Linked DNA regions of Homo sapiens: all the other regions are linked to region 1. The links are chromatin contacts, found by Hi-C or POLR2A ChIA-PET in ENCODE. All regions are on one chromosome and are shown on one strand. Each heading gives the region's core, a stretch centred on a gene start or an enhancer-like site at or near the end of the contact. The rest is flanking DNA. Distances are from core to core; before and after follow the strand shown.

Region 1 (4,053 bases), core at 1,489-3,988:
CATTTATCTTGGCATCATGGTTTCCAAGGAAACAGGATCTTGTTAGCTGGGGCCTGATGATAATCCCTTTACACATAGCCTGGTGTGTTTGGGGGCTATCAAAACACTGCTTCTTTAAAAATTTATCTACATTTCTTTCCCCCAAATCCTGGAATAACTCACTGTCTTCCTGTGTTTTGTGACATGCTCCATGATTCTTTTGGTGTGCAGTTTCCCTTGCAGCAGCAAGTTAATAAACTTAACTTTGTCTGACTACAGGTGGTCTTTATCAGATGGGCTTTATCTTGGAGATTACTGATAACGTACACAAAATGTGTTCATACTGCCTGGCACCTAACAGGCATTTAAGCAATGATAAAATTATTATTTTTATTATTCATGTGTTAATTCAATAAATGTTTGTTTGACATCCAGTATTTGCAAGGCACAGATTTACTGCTATGAGAGATGCTCACTGCAACCTCTGCCTCCCTGGCTTAAGCTACACTCCTGCCTCAGCCTCCCGAGTAGCTGGGACTACAGGCTCAGGCCACTATGCCCAGCTAATTTTTGTATTTTTGGTAGAGATAGGGTTTTGCCATTTTGCCCAGGCTGGTCTCGAACTCCTGAGCTCAAGCAATGATCAGCCTGCCTCAGCCTCCCAAAGTGCTGGAATTCCAGTTGTGAGCCACCGCGCCCAGCCTAAAAACCACTTTTATTTTACATGGAGAAAGAAAACAATATTTTTAATTCCTAAAAGAAAAATATCTTTACTGAACTTCACTTTAAATAGTGTCAAATGTAAATGAAAAAAATCATCAGTACTATTATATAGGTAAAAAAGTGCAATTTACATGACTTGCTTAAGATTTGACATAAAACTACAGATTCTAAGAAACGGTAAGGTTTTATAATAATAACCAAAACAGGCTGGGTGCGGTGGCTCACGCCTGTAATCCCAACACTTTGGGAAGCCGAGGCGGGTGGATCACCTGAGGTCAGGAGTTCGAGACCAGCCTGGCCAACATGGTCAAACCCCATCTCTACTAAAAATACAAAAAGTACCCGGGCGTGGTGGTACACGCCTGTAATCCCAGCTACTCGGGAGGCTGAGGCAGGAGAATCGCTTGAACCCAGGAGGCGGAGGTTGCATTGAGCCGAGATTGCGCCATTGCACTCCAGCCTGGGCAACAGAGCAAGATTCTGTCTCAAAAATAAAATAAAATAAAATAACCAAAATAAGAGTCCCCAAATGTCATCCGTCTCTTTCTAGAGACAGGGAAAAAAAATGCTCTCATAAATTCTCCAACGAAAAATAGAGATAGTCACCCTTAAAAAATCCTAAGGCTGGTGGGTGGATTGCTTGAGCCCAGGAGTTTGAGACCAGCCTGGACAACATGGCCAAACCCCAACACTACAAAAAATATAAAAATTAGCTGGGCGTGGTGGCGCACGCCTGTAATCCTAGCTACTCAGAGGTTAGGTGGTAGGACCTCCTGAGCCCAGGAGAAGGAGGATGCAGTGAGCAGAGATCGCGCCACTGCACTCCAACCTGCGTGACAGAGCGGGACCCTGTCTCAAAAAAAATAAAATAAAGAAAAAATCCTAAGGCCATATACAGGCTCATTCACTTTGGGTCTCCTTTCATCCAGGCAAGCAGCTTTCTGTCTTTGCATTTTCCAAAGACTACAAAGCAGGCTGGGGTGGGGTGGGGTGGGGTGTAGAACACAGGAAACGCAGCCAGTTCCCCTTCACTTCTCACTATCTTGATCTCCTCCCAAACCAAAATCCTATGTCTTTCCTTTTAACATAGGCTTACAAAAATGCAGTTTTCTGTGGGAACATTGAGGTCATGCATTCCAAATTACTTAAGGGAACGATTTTTAAATTTTAGGAATCTAGTTCTCCAAGATATCCCGGCTTGGGATATAGATGAACGAGCTATTTGGGAGAGATTTAGACGAGAATGAATTTTAGAGAAGTAGCGAGGTGAGGAGAGAGTCAGCTTAGCGTTTGGGTTTTGCAGTCAAATTTCAGCAAGGCGAACTAACCTCGCTGGTCTTAATTTTCTCATCGGTAAGAGGGAAAATAATAATGCTTACTTTGATGAATTACTTTACTTCAACATTTAAAAAACCGACTCTCCGTTATCTATTCTAATGATAAAAATATAGATAGAGCATCGTCCCCTGCTGTGAAAAATCTTATGAACAAGTGAATTGCGGTGAGGATTCACATAGTATGTGCTCAATAAACATTATTTTATTGTTTAGATTAGAAGAGGGGTGGAGGGAGAAATGAAAGTGGTTTGGAAACCCCAAACACTACCAAAGCCCTGGGGATGGAAGTAGAGAGGAATTTCGGGTTACGATTTGGTTCCGGGTCTGAGTTTCAACGTTGAATTCTCCCATATTTGGGCCTGAATTCTCAGAACAGAATAGGATGTAAGGGCTGAGATCATCTGGTACAGTTTTATGCAAATCGAAAATTCTTGCCTCTTGTCACTGTGCCCTGGCGAGAAACAACACCTCCACCCAAGCTCATCCAATCTCAGCCCCAACTAGGTGACGTCATCTCCCCGCCCTGCATCCCCAAGCCTCGGGGAGTCCTGTCTCTAAGCTACAGTCCCAGCTCCAGTCCCAGCTCCAGTCCCAGCGGCGCCTGCGCACTTTGGACCGGGGCGGGGAGGACGCGTGCGCGCCGCGTGAGGGCGGGGCTAGTGCGCACGCAGCCTTAGCTCCTTCCCCGCCCTTGCTCTTCCCAGTTTCTCCGTCAGCCTGCGGGTCCCGGCTGGCGGCTGCTTCCGGTAGGAGAGCGGTGTAGAGCGAGCAGGTCTCAGCTCCTCGTCATGTCATACGGTCCCTTAGACATGTACCGGAACCCGGGGCCCTCGGGGCCCCAGCTCCGGGACTTCAGCAGCATCATCCAGACGTGCAGCGGCAACATCCAGCGGATCAGCCAAGCCAGTGAGCCGGGGTACCGAGCTGGGGGGCGGGAGCTGTCCCGGGGACAGGCCTGGGTGAGGCTGCCGGGACGCAGGGCCCGGCTGGGGCTACGGCCGAGGCCACACCTGGGGCTGTCTCGGGCTGTCCACCCTGGGGGCGGTGGGCTGCCATCCCCCAATCTGTCAGGCCCGGGTTGCCCGAGGGTCCCCGGCCCCAGCTGAAGCTTGAGCTGCTTCTCTGGAGTTCTGCCCCCACGGTGCTGGGACCAAAACAGCCGACTTGACAGCCCGAGGGTGGGAAGGGGAGTGTGTGTCACCTCGAGAGCTGTGAGTGCGTTGACTTGGCGCAGTGGTCAGCCGAGTTTCTCCTGTCACCCACCTTCCTCCCCACCCACCTCGCTTTCCTCTTAGACCAGTTTGGATGGGGTTGTTTACTGATTTAGCCTTTAGGTTTACATTCTGCTCAGCCCCTGGCTCCTCGGAAATCAGCAACTTTCAATTAAGGGAAGTGGAGAGTGCATGTGTTTGGGTGACTTCATACACAGTTCTTCCTGTAATGAATTCGGAAATCAGACACAATGACTGGTATTTGAAAGGTGGGATGACTTCATTTTAATAAAGAGAATTCACCAACAGCATTTCAATTTACATTATTTTGTCTTTTGTAACAAATAATTGGGGTGTATTTTTGGATTTCAGGCAGATGAGGCTTTTGTTTTCCTTCCCTACTTAGCTGCTCTTGAACAAATCTGGTACACAGGGAAGCTAAGACACTTAGCCACAACCACATAGCAAGTAAGGCATGGTAGAGTTGTTGGTGGAATTCAGAATGCTATTGCTTGTCTTAAAACTCCCTCCTCCCCATTAGGGTCTGAGTGAAACTGTAGCTGAATGAGTCAAATACAGGGTGTTTCTTGTGCTTGAAAATCATCTTGGAGCCTTATAAACAGGAGATCAGCAGCAGCTTTACTTGGAAAGAATGGTGGTCATCATCCTTGTTGTTTATTATTGTTTTGTGAGCTTGGCGTACTCTGTTAATAGGTAGAACTAGTTAGTCCTGAATTACAATTATATTCTATATTTTAAAGAGTGTCACTTTGCTTTCGTTTTTAAACTTTTAAAAATTTTTC
Region 2 (4,139 bases), core at 154-2,653, 780 kb after region 1:
CTTATACCCAGGCATAAGCTCCAATGAAGACTTGTCTGGGAAAACTTTTTTGGCCTCATGTTAATTTCTGTTGGATTGAGAGCCTAAGAACCCCTGGTAACAATAGGGAGGTAGTGGAACCGGGTTGTCCGGAGGGATATTTTCACTTTTTTGGATGCACTTGTATCTGCAGTTTTTTACAACGAGCATATATTAATGTTGTAATTATGTGTGTGTTTGTGTGTGTGTGTACGTGTGTATGTTTTTTGTTTTTTGTTTTTTTTTTAATTTGAGACAGAGTCTCACTCTGTCGCCCAGGCTGGAGTGCAGTGGCGCGATCTCGGCTCACTGCAGCCTCTGCCTCCCGGGTTCAAGTGATTATCCTGTCTCAGCCACCTGAGTAGCTGGGACTACAAGTGCACACCATCATACCCGGCTAATTTCTGTATTTTTAGTAGAGACGGGGTTTCACCATGTTGGCCAGGATGGTCTCGATCTCCTGACCTCGTGATCTGCCCACCTCGGCCTCCCAAAGTGTTGGGATTACAGGCGTGAGCCACCGCGCCCGGCCTTGTTTGTTTTCTAAATATGTAAAGTCAGAAATTAACCCAAGTAACGAGCATACATATATATGTGTGTGTGTGTGTGTATATATGTATATATATGTGTATGTGTGTATATATGTGTATATGTGTATTATGTGTGTATATGTGTATATATGTGTATATATATGTGTATGTGTGTGTGTGTGTGTATGTATATATATGGAGTCTTGCTCTGTCACCAGGCTGCGGTGCAATGGCGCTATCTCGGCTCACTGCAACTTCTGCCCCCTGGGTTTAAGCGATTCTCCTGCCTCAGTCTCCCGAGTAGCTGCGACTACCAGCGCTCGCCACCACGCCCGCTAATTTTCGTACTTTTAGTAGAGAGGGGGTTTCCCCCTGTTGGCGAGGATGGTCTCGATTTCTTCACCTCGTGATCCGCCCGCCTCGGCCTCCTCAAGTGCTGGGATTACAGGCGTGAGCCACCGTGCCCAGCCCTAACGAGCATATATTAATGTTGTAATTATATGTGTCTGTGTGTGTGTGGTTTTGTTTTCTATATAAAGTCAGACGAGTGTGTGTGTGTAGTTTTGTTTGTTTTCTAAATATATAAAGTCAGAAATAAACCCAAGTAACCCAGCCGCCTGGGCCAGGTGGTATCTGGCCCGCCCCATTCCAGCCTGAACTCCGCCCACCGCGATCCGGAAGCCTAGCGCCCAGTGGGTTGCAGGAAAAACCCGGAGCTGAACACACTGCCCGACCCGGGCCGCTGCGCTCGGGAGCCTGCGCAGAAGCCGTCGGAGGCGCATGCTCTGTAGCGGTCTCCGCAGCCAGGATTGGCGCCCGCGCGGGCCTTCGAGCCCCGCCCGCAGAGCCCCGCCCGCAAAGCCCCACCCCGGTGCGCGGGTATGGCGGCCAGCCTGTGGATGGGCGACGTGAGTGAGGGCAGCCGTCCGGGGTCTGAAGACAAGGAAGCATCTCGGTTTCGCGAGAGAGGAAGGATCTGAGTGGGAGGGGACTTGGGATCCCAGAAAGGGGAGACGTGTGACGGGGGTTCTTTTTGGTGACACAGAAGCGGGTTCCAGCATCTAAGTGAAGAGGCTGAGTCCGTGAGGCTAGGGGTCCTGGGGCCCCACCTGGGTTCGTGGGAGGGAAAGGTGGTGCTTTGGGGACATAGAATGGGAGCAATCCAAGGACTGAGGCGCGCTGTTCTGGGACCGGAGGAGTGGGGTTTCTAGGTCCAAGGGGAGGCTCCCTAAAGCGGGGCAAGCTTGAACCAAAAGAGCTGGGGTTTCAGGCCGCTCAGTGGAGGCGAACCTCGCCCCTCGCTCCCCCAGCGGCGCGTAGCCAGCCCTGGGCTGAACGGGAGGGGCTCTGGAACCCGGAGTGGGAAGCCCGGCCGCCGGCCTGAGCCGCTGTGCTCTTGTTTTTACGCAGCTGGAACCCTACATGGATGAGAACTTCATCTCCAGAGCCTTTGCCACCATGGGGGAGACCGTAATGAGCGTCAAAATTATCCGAAACCGCCTCACTGGGTAAGTCTCATCTCAGGTCTCTCTTAATACATCTCGTTGCAGCTGTCATGTACGAGAATGTAAACATCGTAGTCATGGCTTCTCACTACCCCTAGTAATAGTCACTGTAAAATTATAACAGCTAACATTTTGAGGTCCCAATGAGTGGAAGGATGGCATGTAGCTTAAGGGTAGGACTTGCCAGGCGTTGTGACTCACACCTGTAATCCCAGCACTTTGGGAGGCTGAGGTGGGTGGATCACCTGAGGTCAGGAGTTTGAGACCAGCCTGGCCAACATGGTGAAACCCCGTCTCTACTAAAAATACAAAAATTAGCCGGGTGTGGTGGCAGGCACCTGTAACCCCAGCTACTCCGGAGGCTGAGGCATGAGAATCACTTGAACCCGGGAGGCGAAGGTTGCAGTGAGCTGAGATCGTGCCACTGTACTTCAGCTTGGACAACAAGAGCAAAACAATGTCTCAAAAAAAAAAAAAACAAAAAAACAAAAAACGCAGGACTCAAGCGAGACTGGGTTTGAAAGCTATTTCTACTCTATGACCTTGGGTAAGTTACTTAACTGCTCTGTCTCATTCACTTTGAGTATAAAAATGGAAATAACAGCACCTACCTCCTAGAGTTATGGTGAGGATTAAATGAGTTAATTCACATTCATCATTAGGACAGTGTATGGCATATAGCATATGCTCAGTAAGTATAGTCAGATTACGATCTGCTGAGTAATAAGCAGTTTACATCCATTATCTCCTTAAAACCTCAGAAACTTCTGAGGTAGGTAAATACTATTATGAAGAGGCTTAATAACTTGAAGAGTTACAATAAATAGCCGGGCGCAGTGGCTCTCGCCTGTAATCCTAGCACTTTGGGAGGCCGAGGCAGGCCGGATCACGAGGTCAGGAGATTGAGACCATCCTGGCTAACACGGTGAAACCCCATCTCTACTAAAAATACAAAAAAAATTAGCTGGGCATGGTGGCGGGCACTTGTAGTCTCAGCTACTTGGGGGGCTGAGGCAGGAGAATGGCGTGAACCCAGGAGGCGGAGCTTGCAGTGAGCCGAGATCGCTCCACTCCACTCCAGCCTGGGCGACAGCTGAGACTCTGTCTCAAAAAAAAAAAAAAAGAGTTATAATAAATAACAAGTCAGGACTTGAATTCGAGTCTATCCTGAAAGCTCATGAGGGCCCTTAACTCTTATGCCATTCATTTAAAAAATTGTGGAGGATGGGTGCGGTGCCTCATGCCTGTAATCCCAGCACTTCGGGAGGCGAGAAGGGTGGATCACCTGAGGTCAGGAGTTGGAGACCAGCCTGACCAACATGGAGAAACCCTGTCTCTACCAAAAATTAGCCAGGCGTGGTGGTGCATGCCTGTAATCCCAGCTACCTGGGAGGCTGAGGCAGGAGAATCGCTTGAACTTGGGAGGCAGAGGTTGTAGTGAGCCGAGATCGCGCCATTGCACTCCAGCCTGGGCAATAAGAGCGAAACTCCATCTCAAAAAAAAAAAAAAAATTATCTGTGGAGATACTACTGTGTTCTACTGTTATACATTCCTGGCTGAAATAATCCAGATATAGCCCCTGCTCATGGAGTTTACTACATTCTAGTGGGGAATGAGACAATAAATAAGTAAACATAACCAAATGCGTATTTTCAGATAGAGGTTCTCTATTGCCTCCATGTTCTTCTTTCTCTTTGAGGTCTTAGTTTTCCTTAGGGAATTATCAATTTGTCAGTGTTTATCAAGCAGCTACTCTTTTCCTTTTTTTTTTTTTTTTGAGACGGAGTCTCGCTCTGTCACTACCCAGGTTGGAGTGCAGTGGCGCGATCTTGGCTCACTGAAAGCTCCGCCTCCTGGGTTCACGCCATTCTCCAAGCAGCCACTCTTTTCTCGGTACTCTACTACATGTGGCTTGCTAAAACATCAAATGGTTTAAAAATAGAGATGAGACATTTGAAAGATACTTTGTGTATTCAGAACCCCATTACCTAGGAAAAGGTTTTTCTGACTGGTAGATCGTGCCCACCTAAATATTTCTCTTCTTGCTCTTCTAAGCAGAAAACCCCAGATAATCAGCTACTGGTA
Region 3 (3,702 bases), core at 377-2,876, 960 kb after region 1:
CATGGCACCATGCCCAGCTAATTTTTGTATTTTTAGTAGAGTCGAGATTTCACCATGTTGGCCAGGATGGTCTCGATCTTCTGACCTCATGATCCGGCCCGCCTTGGCCTCCCAAAGTGCTGGGATTACAAACATGAGCCACCGCGCCCGCCGTAGCCGAGTATCTTTAAAAAGAAGTATTACTAGGTTTATTCTATTCCCTTGATGGAATCTATGCTCCCAGACTTGACATTTTACTGTCTCCATTAAAAGTCCTTCACCTTTGGTGCCTGACCTTACTCATTCCTACCATAAATGTGATTATGGGCAGAGAAAAAAAGTGCTTTGAGCACTTTGACCAAATTATGATGTTAAATCCAAGATGCCATGTTATTTATTTTACCGAGTCCACCCAAGCCTCCTATATCCAGCGTGTGGATAGTACGAGGTTGACAATTAGTGCATTAGTTACCTGTTTACCACGACGTACTTGCAATAACAAAAGCTATTAGATGGGCTTTCCTAGTATCAAATATTCCTGCATGAGTTGGCTTTGCTTCTGATTGAAAATACTTTTGCCCATCCTTTGCATCTCCCCTATATTCTGGTTCCCTAATACAGAGTCTCGTAGGGGTAGAGAGATACCATTATGTTAGTGTCAGATACACCTGGCTATTTAATAGTTTTGTAAACTTGGGCACATTACTTAAGCTTTCTGTTTTTCCAGTCGTAAAAAACCGAAAGACTGATAGCGATTTTGAAGTTGTCGAAAGACTTTAATGTGTTTGAAAATACCTAACAACAAAGCCTGGCCCACAGCTGGTATTTCAATAATGTTAATTTCCTTGCTTCCCTCTTGAGGTCCTTAAGATTCATAGGTTCTCCGGACTCCTTGAAAGTTTTGTGTAGATGCATGAGGTGTATTTTTCTTGGAAATAAAGTCCACAATTTAACAGATTATCTTGGGGCCAGCGATTTCCCCGAAAATAAATTGTAGATTCTCCTTCCTGCAATGCTAAGGGGTGAATCTCTTTTGCGGGAGACTGGATTCTTTCGGTGTGTGTTTTGCTCTCTGGGTACTCTTTCTGTAGTCGGCTAACAGAGGATGACCAAGCCCCTCGCGGGGGCGGGGGCGGGTCACTCCCGGACAGGGCCCCCATGAAGTTTCCCTGGGGACTGTGTGACTCCCTAGGGGTCGGGTTACCTCCCAGATGGGGGTGGGGTATCACTTGCAGCTGGAAGGCAGGTTCATTTTAAGGTCTCGCGGGCTTCGGAGGCCCCTCCCTCACTGAGAAACCGGCTTTTGTCGTTCTTCTGAAGCCAGAGCTAGTCTTTCCAGGTGTTAGTCGAAACCTCGTGGTGCGACCCTGGTCGTCCCAAACCCCCTAGGCCTTAATCCTGGGGCGGTGGGGGCGGGGAGGCCGTGAGCACGGCTTCCGCTCCTCCAATCCGCCAGAGGGCGCAGCGGCCGGCCTCTCCCTTCCCGGGGTTCTTCGCGCCGGGCCCCTTCCGCGTGGGTGAGTGAATGTGAGAGTCAGCGCTCGCGCCGCGCGCGCCGCCCGCCTCCGCTGTTCGGCGCTCTGCTTTAGGCGGTGGGGGGCGGGCGCGCGCGTAAAAGCATAGAGACGGGCATTGAGCTCTTGGGCTAGAGCGTCGCCGAGTCGGAGCCGGAGCCTGAGCCGCGCGCTGTGTCTCCGCTGCGTCCGCCGAGGCCCCCGAGTGTCAGGGACAAAAGCCTCCGCCTGCTCCCGCAGACGGGGCTCATCTGCCGCCGCCGCCGCGCTGAGGAGAGTTCGCCGCCGTCGCCGCCCGTGAGGATCTGAGAGCCATGTCGGCCAGCAGCCTCTTGGAGCAGGTACAGGCCCGGCCCGCATGCCTCGGCCATTGTGTGAGGCGAGAAGGAGCCCGACTAGGCCCGGGCCCGCCGCTCCTGGGCAGGCCGAGCCGAGCCGAGGCGTCGTCTCTTGCGGGCCAGGTTTCGGGCCTCTCAGGCCGGCCGCGCCCGGCGCCTCTCCCTCAGCCTGTTCTTCCCGCTTCTCCTCGGGCCTCGGAGCCCACGGGCCGGGCCGCGCCGCGTTCCCTTCTCTCGGCGGGCCTCGTTTTCCTTCCTTGTTTCCTTCCCCTTCCTTAAAGCCCTGGGTTCCTCGCGTCGCCGGTGGCGCGTCTGCCGCGTTTTCTCCCCTGCCCCACGGGCCTGGCGCTTTCCCCCGCCTCCCATTTTCAGCCTCTTCCTCACTACCATTCCTGACGCCTCCCCTCGGGCCTGCTCCTTTATTCTCCCTTCGGGCCCTGCCTTAATTTGTTCTTCCTTTTCCATTTCTCCTTTGGACAACTTGCTGCTCGGCGACGTTTCCTTCCCCTGCAGAGACCAAAAGGTCAAGGAAACAAAGGTAAGTCCCGCTCCGCCGGTGGCCCTGAGCCGGGAGGGGGACGCGGGGCGGTGGGGGCGGGGTCTCCGGGAAGCGCCCCGGGCGGAGGACCTTTCGGAAGCCGCTTAGTTCGCAGGTGCCGCACACTTAAGTATTTTGACCCTTTCGGTGTGTTCTTGCAGCTGGCGAACAGCTTTTTCGCTAACAAGGAGTAATTCATTAAGGGTGGGGGTGGATTGGGTTTTGAAACGCTCCAGGTCCTTAGTTTCCTGTAGGTCTTAGAAGGCCTTTGTTTTTCATCCTCGTGGATCACTCTCTGGAAGTACTCTCATGTGATGGGGGAGGGGAAGCGGGAGGGAATGGAAATCCAGAGGAGCCAATAAAATGACCTTTTTAGATCAACTTGCTCTGGGTGGAGGGGGACATTTTCACTGGCGACTGTCGCTTCAGCATTCACTGTCATCTCTTACCCTTTTGAAGTTCAATCTTACGTGCTTTGTTAACTAGTAAGGTTTTTCTCTGGTTAGCATATATGAACTAATTTGAAAGGAAGATTGTAGGATTGGGACACTCCTAATTGAATTTTTTTTTCTTTAGTACAAAATGGATCTGTACATCAAAAGGATGGATTAAACGATGATGATTTTGAACCTTACTTGAGTCCACAGGCAAGGCCCGTGAGTAGTTAACTATTTACATATCTAATCGAAGGGTGTGGTATATTCTTTCTCCGCCTTCTACCAATAAATCCCATTTTCTGAGGATTCATTTTTTTTTCTTTTTTCTGTTTTCTGTTTTTTTGAGACTGAGTCTCGCTCTGACGCCCAGGCTGGGGTGTAGTGGCGCAATTTCGGCTCGCTCCAACTTCCGCCTCTCGGGTTCAAGCGAATCTCCTGTCTCAGCCTCCCGAGTAGGTGGGATTACACGTGTGCACCACCGCACACAGCTAGTTTTTCTATTTTTTTAGTAGAGACGGGGTTTCATGTTGGCCGGGCTGGTCTTGAACTCCTCAGGTGATTCACCCGCCTTGGCCTCCCAAAGTGCTGGGATTACAGGCGTGAGCCACCACGCCTAGCCGAGGATTCACTTTCTTAATACCTGTATTTTTTCTCTGCCCTCTATCAGGAAATCCCATGTTCTGAGGGTTCACCTCCTTAATACCTATTAATGTATTATAAAACAGTTAACTGCAAATGTCCTAGGCCGTTGAGATTCCCATCTCTGTAATATCAGCAACCATACTGTATTGAGAACGTAATACTGATAACACTCTACTGGCAGTAACATGTGCATGAATAATTGTCTTCTTCCTTACCAAGAATGTAGCAGTGCAGAATTTAGGGATTCTTACAGT
Region 4 (3,614 bases), core at 684-3,183, 810 kb after region 1:
CCAAGGGGCAATTCAGATCCCAGGGCGGCCGCCTAAAGCCTCACCTGTCCATCATTACTACCTGCTTAAGTACGCCGGGATCTCTGTAGACTAAGTCAGTCATCCTGTAGGCCCCACTGCCCACGCTGTGCCAATAGCTGGTGTGCTTTTTCTCAGTCTTGATGGGACCGTTTTATCCGCCTATTACAGGTAAGAGGTTTAGACCGATTAAGTTACTTCCTGAAGGTCGCTTAGTCACTTAGCGAGGCTGAAAGCAACAAGCTGGGATGCACGCAAGGGTCTGAATGCCTAAAACCCGTCCTTCTGAAAACCGTGTCTACCAGGGCGACCTCCAGAGGTCTCGCGCGTAGTCACCAGTCCCAAAATCACCTAGCTGGTAAATGTCACAGATTCAACTGGAGGCCATCCTGACACCAGCATGCGGCCTCCCCCTGAATTAAGACACTTCAGGCCCAGGGATTCATCCCCGCATCCCCCAGGAGACCGGTTCCCAAACCCCCACCCCTTCCGTAAACCCGGCCGCCTGCCTGCAACACTCACCTGTCAGCCCAGAGCGCAGCGTTGCGCAGTCCGAAGCGAGAGAAGGGCGCGGCCCCCGCGGGCTCCCGCCCCTCTCACTGCCGAGGGGGCCTTTCGGAGCTCGGGCCCACCGGGTTGGAAGGCCCGGCTCCTCCGTGCCACATTCACCACCATCTCGAGGCCGTGGGAGGAAAAACCCGGCGAGTGCGCGCCAGCAGCAGCGACTAGCGGGGAACGGCGCGCAGGAAGGCAGGCAGAGGCTTGCAGCTAGTAAGTCGACACCGGGAATGCGGCGGGGAGAAAGGGCGCTGAAGCCGCGAGCAAGAGCTTATATAGGCCGCCCCTCGCGGCCACACCCGACAGTAGGCCGCCCGCGTGGCGCACAGCTGCCTGGGAGTTGTAGTTTGCTCGCCCCGGCGTTGTCCGCGCGTCACCTCCCCAGCCCTACGCGCGTGTCCATCCCGAGCCCGCGAAGCGAGAACCGCCAGAGGCTTTCCTCCGAGCGGAAGAAGCGCCTTCACCTTTCAGTGCCCGGCGCTGGGCCCACGCAGGAAGCCGACCCGCCTTGGCCTCTGGAGTTGTCTCTGGGATGTCTTTCAGTCTGGAAATGAACCCTGTGTGCTGGGAAAGGGCTCGGGCTCCGCTCCGAGCTCAGTGGGCGTGCGAGCGAGCAGCGCCTGAGTGGGTTTCGGGGAGGGGGTCATACTCCCCGAAAGGCGATTTATTCAAGGCTTGTCTCTTCCACTAATATGTAATTTTACTGAGCGCGTGCTATTTTAACTGTGTCTGATTATCTGATCTAGTTTTCATAAAAACCCTGTGTACGCTCTGTGGACAAATAAGGAAACTTAGGAATGGATCACACAGCTATCGCAAGCGAGGAGAGGACTGGAATTTGGAGCCCACCCCAGGCACCACACATAGCGCAATGTTTTGCCCATGGAATGAATAAGCCTCAGTATGAAAACTTAGTGGTGATTGCCGAGAATTAAACACCCATCCTGTGCCTAATCTATTAATTTTTATTCTTACATACACTTTTTTGTTTGAGACAGGGTCTTGTTCTGTTGCCCAGGCTGGAGTGCAGTGGCGTGATCAAGGCTCATTGCAGCCTCGACCAACTGGGCTCAAGCAATTCTTCCACCTCAGCCTCCCAGGTAGATGGGACTACAGGTGCGGGCCAACTTTCCTTGCTTACACTTTAAAAAGTAGGTACTACTGCCGGGTGCGGTTACTCACGCCTGTAATCCCAGCACTTTGGGAGGCCAAGGCGGGTGGATCACGAGGTCAGGAGATCGAGACCATCCTGGCTAACACGGCGAAACCCGGTCTCTACTAAAAAAAAATACAAAAAAAAATTAGCCGGGCGTGGTCGCGGGCGCCTGTAGTCCCAGCTACCCGGGAGGCTGAGGCAGGAGAATGGCGTGAACCCGGGAGGCGGAGCTTGCAGAGAGCCGAGATCGCGTCACTGCACTCTAGCCTGGGCAACAGAACGAGACTCTGTCTCAAAAAAATAAAATAAAATAAAAAGTAAGTACTACTTTAGCAGGTCGTGGGGGCGCATGCCTGTGGTCCTGGACTCCTCTCTTTCTCTAACATCACATGTCCAAGCCATCAGCAACTCCTGTGTGCTCTACCTTTAAAATGTATCAATAATCTGACTGTTTCTTACCCCTTCCACTGATGTTACCCTAATCGTTGACCCAGATGATAGCAATAGTCTCTTATCTCCCAGATCCTGCTGTTGCTCCCGACAGTCTGGTCTCCACACGCCAGCCAGCCTGCTAAAAGTTTTTTAATTTTTATGAAGTCTAAGAGTCAATTTTTTTTTTTGTAGTTTATGCTTTTTTTTTTTTTTCTTGAGACGGAGCTGCTCTGTCGCCCAGGCTGGAGTGCAGTGGCGCCATCTCAGCTCACTGCAAGCTCCCGCTCCCGGGTTCACGCCATTCTCCTGCCTCAGCCTCCCAAGTAGCTGGGATTACAGGCGCCCGCCACCACGCCCGGCTAATTTTTTGTATTTTTAGTAGAGACAGGGTTTCCCCATGTTGGGCAGGATGGTCTCGATTTCCTGACCTCGTGATCCACCCGCCTCGGCCTCCCAAAGTGCTGGGATTACAGGCACGAGCCACCGCGCCCGGCCGTTTGTTTACGCTTTAAAAGCTTAATAATTATGCTGGGCGCGGTGGCTCCCACCTGTAATTCCAGCACTTTGGGAGTCCGAGGGGGCAGATAACCTGAGGTCAGGATTTCAAGTCCAGCCTAGCCAACATGGTGAAAACCCGTTTCTACTAAAAATACAAAAATTAGCTGGGCGTGGTGGCAGGCGCCTGTAATCCCAGCTACTTGGGAGGCTGAGGCAGGAGAATCGTTTGAACCTGGGAAGCGGAGGTTGAAGTGAGCTAAGATGGAGCCATTACACTCCAGCCTGGGCGACAAGAGCGAGACTCCGTCTCAAAAAAAAAAGAAAAAAAGTAAAATTATTAAACTTTTTTTTTTTTTTTTGGAGATGAAGTCTCGCTTTTTCGCCCAGGCTTGTGCAGTTTATTCTGTGTCAATTATGCCTCAATAAAGCTGTCAAAAAACCATTAAGAAAAAATGTATATCTCCCAGGCGCAGTAGCTCCCACCAATTCGGGAGGCCAAGGCAGGTGGATTACCTGACATCAGGAACTAGAGACCAGCCTGGCCAACATGACAAAACCCCATCTCTACTAAAAATACAAAAAAAAAAAATTACCCAGGCATGGTGACACTCATCTACAGTCCCAGCTACTTGGGAGGCTAAGGCATAAGAATCGCTCGAACCTGGGAGGCAGAGGTTGCAGTGAGCCAAGATCATGCCACTGCACTCCAGCCTGGGTGATACAGCGAGACTCCCTCTCAAAAAATATATCTATATATATCTATCTATATCTATGTGTGTGTATATATAGATAGATAGATATACATATTATATTAAGGCAGATGCAGTGGATCACCTGTAGTCCAGCTACTTGGGAAGCTGAAACAGGAGGATCACTTCTGTCCAGGAGCTGGAGGTCAGCCTGGGCAACAAAGTGAGACCCTGCCTTTAAAAATAAATAAGGCCAGGCACAG
Region 5 (3,746 bases), core at 1,179-3,678, 910 kb before region 1:
CCTGGGTTAGCCAGAATGGTCTCGATCTCCTGACCTTGTGATCCACCCACCTCAGCCTCCCAAAGTGCTGAGATGACAGGCGTGAGCCACCGCGTCCGACCTATATTCACTATTTATAAATTGGAGAGAATAAGAAAATCAAAAGGGCCAGGTGTAGTGACTCACACCTGTAATCCCAGCACTTTGGGAAGCCAAGGCAGGAGGATTGCTTGAACCCAGAAGTTCGAGACCAGCCTGGGCAACATGGTGAGACCCTGTCTCTACAAAAAAATACAAAAATTAGCTGGGCGTTGTGGTGAGCACCTTATTCTTAGGAAGCTGAGGCAGGAGGATCACCTGAGGCCAAGGAGGTTGAGACTGCAGTGAGCTGTGATCATACCACTGTACTTCAGCCTGGACATCAGAGTAAGACCCTATCTCTAAAAAGGAAATTGAGAAGAAAGAAAATCAAAGGGAAGCAAAATCACTCACTCTCACTACCTCAAGATACCCTCTAGAAGTTGGTATTTTAGTGTGGTTCCTATTGTTTTCTGTGTCAGTTCTCTGATTTGAGCAAAATCTTTGGGACGTCAAACTTAAAATCCCCTTTACTTCCTTGGAAACCCTGTAGCATTAGCCCAGACATGTCCCTACTCCTCCTTGTGGCAAAGAGAAGGATCTCGTCTTTGGTCCCCAGAGTTCTGGCCTAAGCCTCCCTCCAGGAGGGAAGATGAGTGTTCAGACACTCAGAGTAGCTGGGGGAGACACAGGCCTGTGAAATTATCCTGGCTCAACTATTAGGTCGGCAGAATCCCAGTGAAGGGAGCCCTACCTCTGAGCCCCATCTAAGCTTTGGCTATGGGTGGGGCAGATAAGCAGGAATCCATCCCTATAGGCTCAATGCCAACACCCTTAGGTGAAACTCTTGATGAAACTTGAGGCCAGGGCTCCGGCAAGCAGGGAAAGAACGTTGGCAACAGAGGTCTCCATCTCTGAGGACTCTGCCAGGGGTCAGAGATGGGGCAATGGTCAAAAGGAAGGAACAGGCCAGGCACAGTGGCTCATGCCCATAATCCCAGCACTTTGGGAGGCTGAGGCAGGAGGATCGCTTGAGCCCAGGAGTTTGAGACCTGCCTGGGCAATGTAGTGAGATCTGCTCTCTATTTAAAAAAAAAAAAAAGGAAAGAACAAGTAAACTTCTGAGAAACAGGCTGGGGGAGGCATCACGTAGCTGGAATTGCTGCCCCATAAAACAGAATGGTATGTGTCACTGCCACCTCCCTTTCTCAGTCCTCTCTCTCCCCAGGTTGCTAGCGTCCCCCCTGGGGGATCAAACTGGACTGCTTCCCAGCCTCAGACAGAGAGCAGTCTGAGTCAGGCAGGAAAGTGGGACAGCCGGGGAGCTGGACCCCACCCTCTGTGAGCCCCGCTGGTACCTGATGGCATGTGGCTTGGAGAGGGCAGGTGACCTGGCGTGGAGGGCCAGAGGGTAAATCCTCAAACAAGTGGCAACAGGCCACCAACTTGAAAGGGAAAATTGTGTAGTGATGGGAAATGTGTCCAACAAACCTACTGGGTGACTAATTACAAAGGCTGGGCTGGAGCTTCAGAGGCTGCTTGTTAAACACTTCATTAAGCGGCACTCTGAAAGCTGCCACCTGCGCATTCTGGGAGCTCAGAGGGGACCCTGAGGGGGAATGAGGCCTGGAGGATGGAACCATCTTCAGGTAGACTGAGAAGGAGCCTGGATCTCACTTCCAAACACAGTCTGGAGCTCATAGGTCAGAGGCCTCAATGGGAGAAAAGCTAAAGGAAGAGGGTGCAGAAAGGAGTTTCAGGGAATTGGTGGCTATGTGACTTTGAGCAAATCTCACCCCTCTCTGAGACTTAGTGTTCCCATCTCTATGGTCCTGTGTGTGTCACAGAGACATGGTGGGGATTAAATTCGATCGTGAATATGAAAGTGCTTGGGAAACTCCATGGCCCTACCTAAACATGAGTTATCCTCACCTGAACCAAGGGGGGAAGTTACCTGGCAGGATTAGGAACCCCATCCTCCTGAACCTTTATGGGCTCTGTCGAGGCTGAAGCAGCCAGGGGCTAAAGCCGTCCTTAGCCCCTGGAAGGGCACTGTGAAAGTGGATCTGATTTGAGAAGCCGTTTCCTGATGTGGGCAGCCATGTGATGCCAGCCCCGAACAAGAGGGGGCAGCCTGGAGCCTGGAAAGGTGCCAGTGCAGGTGGGGCCCACGCCCAGATTTCTCCTGCTGACTGTTCTGATGATTCACCCCCACATCCCAGCCTTTTTACCTTTACTGCAGAGCCGGAAAGGGTGTGGGGAAGAGAGGAGAGGGAGGCAGGTCTTGGGCCCTGGTCCCGCCCCCTGCTCCTCCCCACCCTTCTCTGGGCCTGGCCACCCAGCCAAAAGGCAGGCCAAGAGCAGGAGAGACACAGAGTCCGGCATTGGTCCCAGGCAGCAGTTAGCCCGCCGCCCGCCTGTGTGTCCCCAGAGCCATGGAGAGAGCCAGTCTGATCCAGAAGGCCAAGCTGGCAGAGCAGGCCGAACGCTATGAGGACATGGCAGCCTTCATGAAAGGCGCCGTGGAGAAGGGCGAGGAGCTCTCCTGCGAAGAGCGAAACCTGCTCTCAGTAGCCTATAAGAACGTGGTGGGCGGCCAGAGGGCTGCCTGGAGGGTGCTGTCCAGTATTGAGCAGAAAAGCAACGAGGAGGGCTCGGAGGAGAAGGGGCCCGAGGTGCGTGAGTACCGGGAGAAGGTGGAGACTGAGCTCCAGGGCGTGTGCGACACCGTGCTGGGCCTGCTGGACAGCCACCTCATCAAGGAGGCCGGGGACGCCGAGAGCCGGGTCTTCTACCTGAAGATGAAGGGTGACTACTACCGCTACCTGGCCGAGGTGGCCACCGGTGACGACAAGAAGCGCATCATTGACTCAGCCCGGTCAGCCTACCAGGAGGCCATGGACATCAGCAAGAAGGAGATGCCGCCCACCAACCCCATCCGCCTGGGCCTGGCCCTGAACTTTTCCGTCTTCCACTACGAGATCGCCAACAGCCCCGAGGAGGCCATCTCTCTGGCCAAGACCACTTTCGACGAGGCCATGGCTGATCTGCACACCCTCAGCGAGGACTCCTACAAAGACAGCACCCTCATCATGCAGCTGCTGCGAGACAACCTGACACTGTGGACGGCCGACAACGCCGGGGAAGAGGGGGGCGAGGCTCCCCAGGAGCCCCAGAGCTGAGTGTTGCCCGCCACCGCCCCGCCCTGCCCCCTCCAGTCCCCCACCCTGCCGAGAGGACTAGTATGGGGTGGGAGGCCCCACCCTTCTCCCCTAGGCGCTGTTCTTGCTCCAAAGGGCTCCGTGGAGAGGGACTGGCAGAGCTGAGGCCACCTGGGGCTGGGGATCCCACTCTTCTTGCAGCTGTTGAGCGCACCTAACCACTGGTCATGCCCCCACCCCTGCTCTCCGCACCCGCTTCCTCCCGACCCCAGGACCAGGCTACTTCTCCCCTCCTCTTGCCTCCCTCCTGCCCCTGCTGCCTCTGATCGTAGGAATTGAGGAGTGTCCCGCCTTGTGGCTGAGAACTGGACAGTGGCAGGGGCTGGAGATGGGTGTGTGTGTGTGTGTGTGTGTGTGTGTGTGTGTGCGCGCGCGCCAGTGCAAGACCGAGATTGAGGGAAAGCATGTCTGCTGGGTGTGACCATGTTTCCTCTCAATAAAGTTCCCCTGTGACACTCCTCCTGTCTC
Region 6 (3,988 bases), core at 446-2,945, 900 kb after region 1:
TGGCTCACGCCTGTAATTCAACACTTTGGGAGGCTGAGGCGGACGGATCACAAGGTCAGGAGATCGAGACCATCCTAGCTAAGACGGTGAAACCCTGTCTCTACTAAAAAATACAAAAAAATTAGCCAGGCGTAGTGGCGGACGCCTGTAGTCCTAGCTACTGAGGAGACTGAGGCAGGAGAATGGTGTGAACCCAGGAGGCGGAGCTTGCAGTGAGCCGAGATTGCGCCACTGCACTCCGGCCTGGGCGACAGAGCAAGACTCCGTCTCAAAAAAAAAAAAAAAGAGAAACTTACTTAGTAGGGTTGCTGTGAGGATTATACAAGACAGAAGCATCTTCACCAAGCCATAGGCCATAGAAAGGTCTTTTTGTTTGTTTGTTTTTTGAGATAGAGTCTCACTCTGTTGCCCAGGCTGGAGTGCAATGGCCTGATCTCGGCTCACTGCAACCTCCGCCTCCCGGGTTCAAGTGATTCTCCTGGCTCAGCCTTCTGAGTAGCTGGGACTAGAGGCGCGTGCCACGACGCCCGGCTAATTTCTGTATTTTTAGTAGAGACGGGGTTTCACCATGTTGCCCAGGCTGGTCTCGAACTCCTGGTCTCAAGTGATCTGTCCGCCTCGGCTTCCCAAAGTGTGGGATTACAGGCGTAAGCCACCACACCTGGCCATAGAAAGGTCTTAATACGGCCGGGCGCGGTGGCTCACGCCTGTAATCCCAGCTCTTTGGGAGGCCCAGGCGGGTGGATCATGAGGTCAGATATTGAGACCATCCTGGCCAACATGGTGAAATCCTGTCTTTACTAAAATACAAAAAAAAAAAAAAATTGCCGGGCGTGGTGTCGCGCGCCTCTAGTGCCAGCTCTTCGGGAGGCTGAGGCCGGAGAATCACTTGAACCCAGGAGGCTGAAGCTGCAGTGAGCCGAGATCGCGCCACTGCACTCCAGCCTGGCCAAAGAGCAAGACTCTGTCTAAAAAAATAAATAAATAAATAAAAAATAAAGGTCTTAATACTTGTTAATTACTATTACTGACCCCAGGAACTCTCTGAAGCACTTTTCATGCAGGTATCACCTTCTTTAGCACTCACATTATGTCTTATCGGAAACAGGTTTAGAGCTGTCAAGAAATTCCTCCAGAGTCGTTTACACTTCCAGCAGGGGAGTCAAGACTTCAACCCAGAAACTCACAAGCAGGAAAAACTTGGCAAACAGGCACGGGTCAGACAATGCTTAGGGCTTGCTCAAGGACTCGTGACCAGTTACTGATCTATGCAGATCTTCTGATTGCAAACTGATAGCTGGATTGTAACTTGAAGGGTCCGATAAGATGTAAACTTCATAAAACAGGATTTGGGGAGGTAAATGGAGTAGAGTCCTCCAGAGGAGTCGAGAAAGCTAGCTTGGCCCTCAATTGTGGTTGAGGTGATTCTTTCATTTAGGGCCTATTTTCCTCATCTATGAGTGCGGGAAGGAGAGTTACTGGGGTCTCTAGCGACCTTTCCAACACTGATTTTCAAGGGCGAAAGAATTCTGCTTAGGTAAGGCCCAAATCCCTTGGCTAAGGTTAATCCTCGGTGGGACCGGCAATAGGGACGCGTCCCCTTTAAGGCGCCAGCTCTCCGGCGGCGGCGGCCGGAAGTGTTGAAGCCCGGCCTGGCGGCGGCGGTGGCGGTAGCTGCCGTGGCGGCCTCTGCGCATGCTCCGTCGCCTGCCCGCCCTGGCCGCTCGCCGCCCGCCCGCCCGACGGAGACGGTGAGGAGGGGGAGGGGTGGGCGCGCGGGCGCGGGGTGGGGTGGGGGCGGGGGGGCGGGCGCGGGGGCCGCGCGGCGGCCGGCGAGGGCGGGCGGGCGCGCAGGGGGCGGGGGGCTGCTGCCTCCGCGGGCGCCTCCCCACGCCCTGTGCGTGCCGCCGCCGCCGCCGGGGAGCGAGCGGACGTCGCGGCGCCGCGGGGGGGTGGGGGGACGCTGCCGCTGGGTCCGCCCGAGCCGCCGGGCCGCCCCCAGCGCAGCCGGCCGCGCCGCCGGGGCTCGGGCCCCAGACCAGGGCGGCGGGAACCGGCGAGTCCACCACTGGGGGGGCCCCGGCGCCCCCGGACCGAGGGGCCCGGAAGTACTCGGCTCAGGGGCCAGGAGGGGCCGGAGTGACTCCGGACTGAGAGGGCCAGGCGCCCAGGACCCCATCGAGGGGTCCGGGGAGCCTGGGGTATCCCCAAAGGCGGGGTCCGGGGAGCACCGGGCCCTTGGATGAGGAGCTGGTTGGAGGCCTGGGTCCTGCCCAGTGGGAGGGGGACGATAGGTGCTGGAAGCCCGGATGCCCGCCTGGGAGGAGACCCTCTCGGAGCCTTGGCGGGAGAGCAAGAGTACAGAGTGGGTTCTTCTGAGGAGAGCAGAGTCCAGCTTATCCCGAGGGGCGCGGTAGAGGCCTCGGCCACTCAGAACAAGGGAAAAAAGGGCAGGTTTTTTCCAAAGGCAGGGAAGGAAGAGGAGCTCTAAGGGGAAGTGAGCAGGCCCAGGTCTCCCCACAGATGAGCGCGTGGTAGGAAGACTCCTAGAGCCTCCTGAAGTACGAAAGAGCAGCGTCCAAACCTGAGGGGATGGAAGGTGTCTAGGTGCCTCTTGATGTCTAGGTGGAGAACAAAGTAACCCGCTCGGTCAGGGGATGGAGAAACCTATCTTTTTGAGAGAAGCAGAGATCGTTGAGGAAAGATGCTTAAGGTGTTCCCGCTTTCTGAAATGACAGGAATTGGCCAGGTGTTATCTAATTGAGGGGCAGGAGAGATGAAGGCAAAATCTCAACCCGAGGGTCTTTGGAGGATGATCCACAAGACAAGAGGGTGAAGTCTTGACCTAGACAGCAGAGCAGGCGCAGCCCTGGATTCTCTCAAGATGAGAGAAATCTCAAAACCACTTCCTAGTAGACACAGATGGGGCCTTGATTGGTGTCTGTTTAGGCCAATCAAGACGGGTTTTAGGAAAAGAGACTGTCAGACATAATTCTAGTCTTGAGGGATTATCTTCTTCCTCCTTGCCTCTTCTAATAGTTACCAAAGTGCATTTGGGGACCCTTTTTATTTATTTATTTATTTATTTGTTTTTTGAGACGGAGTCTCACTCTATCGCCCAGGCTGGAGTGGTGGCTCACTGCAACTTCCGCCTCCTGGGTTCAAACGATTCTCCTGCCTCAGCCTCCCGAGTAGCTGGGACTACAGGCGCGTGCCACCACACCAGCCAATTTTGTTGTTGTTGTTGTTGTTGTTTGAGACGGAGTTTCACTCCTGTTGCCCAGACTGGAGTGCAATGGCGCGATCTCAGCTCACTGCAACCTCCGCCTCTTGGGTTCAAGCGATTCTCCTGCCTCACCCTCCCGAGTAGCTGGGGCTACAGGCGCCCGCCACCACACCCAGCTAATTTTTGTATTTTTAATAGAGACGGGGTTTCACCATGTTGGCCAGGCTGGTCTCGAACTCCCAACCTCAGGTGATCCCACATCCTCAGCCTCCCAGAGTACTGGGATTACAGGCGTGAATCACTGCGCCTGGCCCAACCAGGCTAATTTTTTTGTGTTTTTAGTAGAGACGGGGTTTCACCATGTTAGCCAGGATGGTTTCGATCTCCTGACCTTGTGATTCGCCCGCGTTGGCCTCCTAAAGTGCTGGTATTACAGGCGTGAGCCACTGCGCCCGGCGGGGGAAACTTATTCAATGGTTGCACCGTCTCCTAATTTGAGAGCCTTATATCAAGGATGTATATTTAATATCTTACTTAAATGATTTTTTTTGGGTTCCTATTTACTTCAGCAAATACATTGTATAGGTAGCTTCTACTCAGCTTCATTGGGTTTATTGTGGGGGCAGTATTTTGGTCTTGCCCTAAGCCAAAGTCCACCGGACTGTAGCGGGATGACTCCAAATAACTCTTATCCCATCGCTCCCTCAAACATCTACATAATAGTCTCCAGTCTGTGACTTAGAATTTCACCTCCTCTGGATA
Region 7 (4,048 bases), core at 1,169-3,668, 880 kb before region 1:
TTTTTTTTTTTGAGACGGAGTTTCACTCTTATTGCCCAGGCTGGAGTGCAATGGCGAGATCTCGGCTCACTACAACCTCCGCCTTCCAGGTTCAAGCGATTCTCCTGCCTCAGCCTCCCGAGTAGCTGGGATTACAGGCATGCACCACCATGCCTGGCTACTTTTTTGTATTTTTAGTAGAGATGTGGTTTCTCCATGTTGGTCAAGCTGGTCTCGAACTCCTGACCTCAGGTGATCTGCCCACCTCGGCCTCCCAAAGTGCTGGGATTACAGGCGTGAGCCACCACGCCCAGCCGAGAGTACTAATTTATCAAGAAAAAAAAGCTGGCCACTGGGACTCTAGCCAACTCCCCTGCCTCATACCAGCCTGCTTCTACCTCAATCTTCCCTATTTTGTCCCTGGCCTCCCACCCCTTCTCTGTCTCTGTGCCAGGTGAGAATATAGCCTCCTTCTGTGAGGACAGAAGGAGGCTGTCTAGGAGCCAGGAAGCAGACTCTCACCAGACACCAGATCGGCTTGTGTCTTGATCTTGGACTTACCAGCCTCCAGAACTGTGAGAAATAAATATTTATTGGCTAAGCCATCTGGTCTATGGTATTTTTGTGATGGCAGCACAAACTGACTAAGACAAGGCCTTTATTCCTACTAGTGCCTCTGCATAGAACAGTCCTCCCTTGGCTGGCTCCTTCTCACCATTCATGTCTCAGCTCAGATGCCACTGCTTCAGAGCAGAAGTGAGAAACTGAGGTCCAGAGAGATGAACTGACTTACCCAGACCACACGATGATTCAGTGGCAGATCCAGAATTTAAACTCATGCCTGTTTTACTCCAAAGCTCACTCACTTCACTCCCAAATATTCACTGTCGTATCACTTTAATTCCTTTGTAACACCTAACACCATCTGTAGCTCTCTTGTCTCCAAAATCTACAACGGTAACTAGCACAGAGTGGCACAAAATAAATGGGCAGGAGTTAGAACCTGCCTGTGGCTACTATCACCAGACCACGCAAGGCACCAGAGGCAGCTACCTTCAGCTGAGATGTCTGCTTCATTCTAGCCCAGCTGCTGCCCTGCTCTTCGCCTGGAACAGAAGCTCTTACCCAGCTTCCCATAATGCTCAATGAGGTCCATCTTGGAAAGGAGGTTGATGTGGGGCAGTTCCACGTGCAGCATGGTGGCCAGGGAGGTACACAGTACTGAAATGAACTTGGCAGGGTCTGTGCAGTAGTGAGAATCCACGAGGTGGACGGCAGTCAGCTGGGAGGGAATAGACAGGGTGAGAGTGGCCTGGAGAAACAGGGATCAGCATTCCCTCATGAGAATGAGGGCTTGAGGACAGAGGGGAAGCTTTCCCCATTAGTCTCCTGCCTCTGTTTCTTTCTAATAACCACCCTGGTTTCCTTCTCCCAGGAAATAGGAGTCATTTTTTTTTTCTTACAAGAGGTCTTGCACTGAGCCTCCCAGTGGGCAAGGGGTTTAAATCCCATGGCATCTGACTCCACTCTTTCATTTACTTTTGCCCACCAATTTACAACAATCTCCATGCCACTTTCGACATTAACCCCTTCCATACTTCCAAAATCGCCAAGTTGGCTACTAACACATTTTACACGTGAGGAAACTGAGGTTCAGAGTGATGAACTGACTTATCAACACCACACAGCCAGTCAGTAGCAGAGCCAGATTCTGAACTCATGCCTGTTTTACTCCAAAGCGACCCAGCCCCTACCTCCCTGTGTGACATGGGGGCGTGGCGTCTGTCCTCCCTGTCTCAGTTACTCCATCCGCAAAATGGGCCTCCCCGCCCTGAGACGCACCCTGAGGTCCCACTGCGCCATTTGGGAGAAGATGCTGCGCAAGGCGCCGTGATGCGTGCAGAGCTCCACCTGGCCTGGGCAGTCGAAGAGGAAGTAGTGGCCGCGGAGGGGGTCGAGCTTGGCACGCAGCCAGTCCAGGTTGGCTTCCAGGTACTCCATGCAGTAGAGCAGGCCGCCGTTGGGCCCCAGGCGCAGCGCGTCCATCACGTCGCCCAGCCCCACCAGCTCGCCCACGTCCACGGCACACTCGTACGGCAGCCCCTCGTTGGCCGGGTCCAGGTTCACCACCGCCACGCGCCGGCCCAGCGCGCGCAGGAACTCACTCATGCCCAGGCAGTACGTGGTCTTCCCTGAGCCCGGCGGGCCGATCACCGCCTGCCCGAAGGCCGTGGTCGGAGCGGCCCCTGCCATTGGCGGCCCGCGGCCCGGAGCAGGTCAACTCACAGGGAAAACGGGGCAGGTAGCCGCGCCGGAGACGAGACTGAGGGCGAGGGTCCCAGTACGTATACCTCGTTGGCGGCCAGCGTCACTCGCCTCAGGCGGAACAGCTGAGACCGTGTCGCGCAAAAGGAGATAACAGGCCGATACTAACTAGACTAACTCGACTTCCGGACAGCGTCGGAAACGGCGAGCCAACGAGAGGAAGTCCCGCCCTCACGGCGGGGACGAAGCTAGACGCCGAGGGGCGGGCGGCGCAGCCGCATTTCTCTCGCGGGTAGTGGGTCGAATGTGGGGTCTTTGCGGGAAAATCGCTCTCGGAATTTCTCTAACCTTCAGACTCGAATTAGAAAAGTAAGGGAGCTCCAGTAGTAAACGTCTTTATTCTTCCGTGACGTCGCACACCCAAGCCACCTCCCGCGGACTCTCCGCTGGCAGTCCCACCCAGTGAGGGTAGAGGCGGTGGAGGGCCCACCCAAGGCCGGCTCTTCCAAGCACCACAAATCCTCTCCTCGCCCAGGTCCCTTTCCCCCTTTCTGGCCTTCGTGGGGACACCTTCAGAGTCCCCAAGGAAGGCTGTGCTGATAGCCTCACTCAACCCAGCTTTTCAAAGTTCTGCAGGAGGCAAAGGGCAAGCCCAGAGATTAGGGTTAGAGACCAAAGACAAGCGGTCGTTACCCCTAATATCCAAGGGGAGGGGACGGGAGGGGGCTTTTTGTAAAAATGCCCCTGAGGTATAGAACCGGCAGGCAGGCAGGCTCGGAACAAAACACCCTGAACCAGCCACGAAGACTGCTGCTCCCAGACTCCTTTCTGCTTCAGTGGTAGATGAGGCCAGGGCAGAGGGTTTTCATCATGTAGCTATGAAAGGAAGCCCCCAACCCGGTCAGTCAGGCAATGAGGGGCTGTCTGAAGCACAACTGGAACCCCTCACAAAGGCCATGTCTGTCCGAAACTTCATGCTGGTGGGTGGCTGGCGGCGGAGCAGTGACTCCGTCTGGTCTTGGGGTAGAGGCTCATCATAGATGGTGGAGATGAGCCCCAAGCCATTTCTACGGGGCCTCTTCAGTTGCCCAAATGGCTGTAGCTTCTCTCCATGGTACCTGGATAAAAACGGGCTCTCAGTGAGAAGGCTGCTCTCAAACTCCAGTTAAAGGGGTTGGGAGAGGACGGGGAAGTAGTTACTACATATCTGGTTTGTCCAAAGACAGAGGCTTTAAATCTGGGTCTTTGTTCTCCAGCCCTCTTATCTATCCATTGACAGTGCCAGCAAGAAGGGGCCTCATATAAAATTTTCATTCTGTCACTACAGACTTCCTAATAGTAACCATCAAGTCCAAACTCCTCCAACAAAGGGTATGAATGATCTTGTTAAGCCTTAGGGCTTACTCTTTAAAAAAAAAAAAAAAGTCAGATTTACTTTATTTATTTATTTATTTCTGAGATGGGGTCTCACTATGTCACCCAGGCTGGATTGTAATGGCGTGATCTCGGCTCACTGCAACCTCCACCTCCTGGGTTCAAGCGATTCTCCTGCCTCAGCCTCCAGAGTAGCTGGGACTACAGGCGCATGCCACCATGCCCAGCTAATTTTTTTTTTTTGTGACAGAGTCTTGCTCTGTCACCCAGGCTAGAGTGCAGTGGCGCCATCTTGGCTCACTGCAACCTCTGCCTCCTGGGTTCAAGCGATTTTCCTGCCTCAGCCTCCTGAGTAGCTGGGATTACAGGCACCCACTACCGTGCCCAGCTAATTTTTTGTATTTTTAGTAGACACAGGGTTTCACCATCT

The links. A loop is a pair of places that touch in the nucleus more often than their neighbours do. ChIA-PET counts read pairs that join two places held with the same protein, here RNA polymerase II (POLR2A). Pooled maps may share reads with other maps.
Region 2: a map of ascending aorta shows a loop between it and region 1 (13-fold over the local background). The contact joins the promoter of TRNAU1AP here to the promoter of STX12 in region 1. A Hi-C loop is called at or near these places in 2 of 168 maps with a recorded cell type or tissue (ascending aorta and naive thymus-derived CD4-positive, alpha-beta T cell) and 9 of 50 pooled maps. POLR2A ChIA-PET finds 5 or more read pairs at or near these places in 2 of 52 experiments (activated CD4-positive, alpha-beta T cell and activated naive CD4-positive, alpha-beta T cell).
Region 3: a map of CD8-positive, alpha-beta T cell shows a loop between it and region 1 (20-fold over the local background). The contact joins the promoter of YTHDF2 here to the promoter of STX12 in region 1. A Hi-C loop is called at or near these places in 1 of 168 maps with a recorded cell type or tissue (CD8-positive, alpha-beta T cell), 1 of 37 single-sample maps with no recorded cell type and 6 of 50 pooled maps. POLR2A ChIA-PET finds 5 or more read pairs at or near these places in 1 of 52 experiments (activated T-cell).
Region 4: a loop to region 1 is called in a pooled map, with 7 times the contacts of the local background. The contact joins the promoter of SNHG12 here to the promoter of STX12 in region 1. A Hi-C loop is called at or near these places in 8 of 50 pooled maps. POLR2A ChIA-PET finds 5 or more read pairs at or near these places in 8 of 52 experiments (CD4-positive, alpha-beta T cell, CD4-positive, alpha-beta memory T cell, GM10248 and 5 more).
Region 5: a loop to region 1 is called in a pooled map, with 5 times the contacts of the local background. The contact joins the promoter of SFN here to the promoter of STX12 in region 1. A Hi-C loop is called at or near these places in 2 of 50 pooled maps. POLR2A ChIA-PET finds 5 or more read pairs at or near these places in 2 of 52 experiments (GM12878 and HEK293T).
Region 6: a loop to region 1 is called in a map of naive thymus-derived CD4-positive, alpha-beta T cell, with 15 times the contacts of the local background. The contact joins the promoter of GMEB1 here to the promoter of STX12 in region 1. A Hi-C loop is called at or near these places in 1 of 168 maps with a recorded cell type or tissue (naive thymus-derived CD4-positive, alpha-beta T cell) and 7 of 50 pooled maps. POLR2A ChIA-PET finds 5 or more read pairs at or near these places in 1 of 52 experiments (Caco-2).
Region 7: a pooled map shows a loop between it and region 1 (4-fold over the local background). The contact joins the promoter of GPN2 here to the promoter of STX12 in region 1. A Hi-C loop is called at or near these places in 7 of 50 pooled maps.

The regions. Positions count from the first base shown.
Region 1 is chr1:27,770,481-27,774,533 of GRCh38, forward strand. It overlaps STX12 (syntaxin 12), which reads left to right and starts at 2,739. Exons shown (of 9, transcript NM_177424.3): 1 at 2,739-2,945. The coding sequence starts at 2,828. RefSeq lists enhancers at 2,459-2,608, 2,575-3,075, 2,729-2,878, 3,076-3,576 and a silencer at 2,989-3,198.
Region 2 is chr1:28,551,682-28,555,820 of GRCh38, forward strand. It overlaps TRNAU1AP (tRNA selenocysteine 1 associated protein 1), which reads left to right and starts at 1,404. Exons shown (of 9, transcript NM_017846.5): 1 at 1,404-1,456; 2 at 1,959-2,056. The coding sequence starts at 1,430. RefSeq lists enhancers at 1,116-1,410, 1,134-1,193 and silencers at 1,344-1,483, 2,416-2,710.
Region 3 is chr1:28,735,314-28,739,015 of GRCh38, forward strand. It overlaps YTHDF2 (YTH N6-methyladenosine RNA binding protein F2), which reads left to right and starts at 1,627. Exons shown (of 5, transcript NM_016258.3): 1 at 1,627-1,834; 2 at 2,345-2,369; 3 at 2,946-3,025. The coding sequence starts at 1,808. RefSeq lists enhancers at 1-443, 974-1,023, 1,343-2,241, 2,124-2,233.
Region 4 is chr1:28,581,050-28,584,663 of GRCh38, forward strand. It overlaps SNHG12 (small nucleolar RNA host gene 12), which reads right to left and starts at 1,934. Exons shown (of 6, transcript NR_146382.1): 1 at 1,041-1,934; 2 at 62-180. It overlaps SNORA16A (small nucleolar RNA, H/ACA box 16A), which reads right to left and starts at 4; the gene lies at 1-4. RefSeq lists enhancers at 1-315, 316-1,101.
Region 5 is chr1:26,860,721-26,864,466 of GRCh38, forward strand. SFN (stratifin) reads left to right here and starts at 2,429. Exons shown (of 1, transcript NM_006142.5): 1 at 2,429-3,736. The coding sequence starts at 2,493. The coding sequence ends at 3,239. RefSeq lists a silencer at 2,095-2,244 and an enhancer at 2,114-2,993.
Region 6 is chr1:28,667,089-28,671,076 of GRCh38, forward strand. It overlaps GMEB1 (glucocorticoid modulatory element binding protein 1), which reads left to right and starts at 1,696. Exons shown (of 10, transcript NM_001319674.2): 1 at 1,696-1,751. RefSeq lists silencers at 1,668-1,807, 1,838-1,947, 1,958-2,247 and enhancers at 2,778-2,827, 2,878-2,937.
Region 7 is chr1:26,887,865-26,891,912 of GRCh38, forward strand. It overlaps GPN2 (GPN-loop GTPase 2), which reads right to left and starts at 2,419. Exons shown (of 5, transcript NM_018066.4): 1 at 1,822-2,419; 2 at 1,105-1,261. The coding sequence starts at 2,232. GPATCH3 (G-patch domain containing 3) reads right to left here. Exons shown (of 7, transcript NM_022078.3): 7 at 2,624-3,362. The coding sequence ends at 3,146. RefSeq lists enhancers at 1,580-2,457, 1,813-1,982, 2,493-2,762.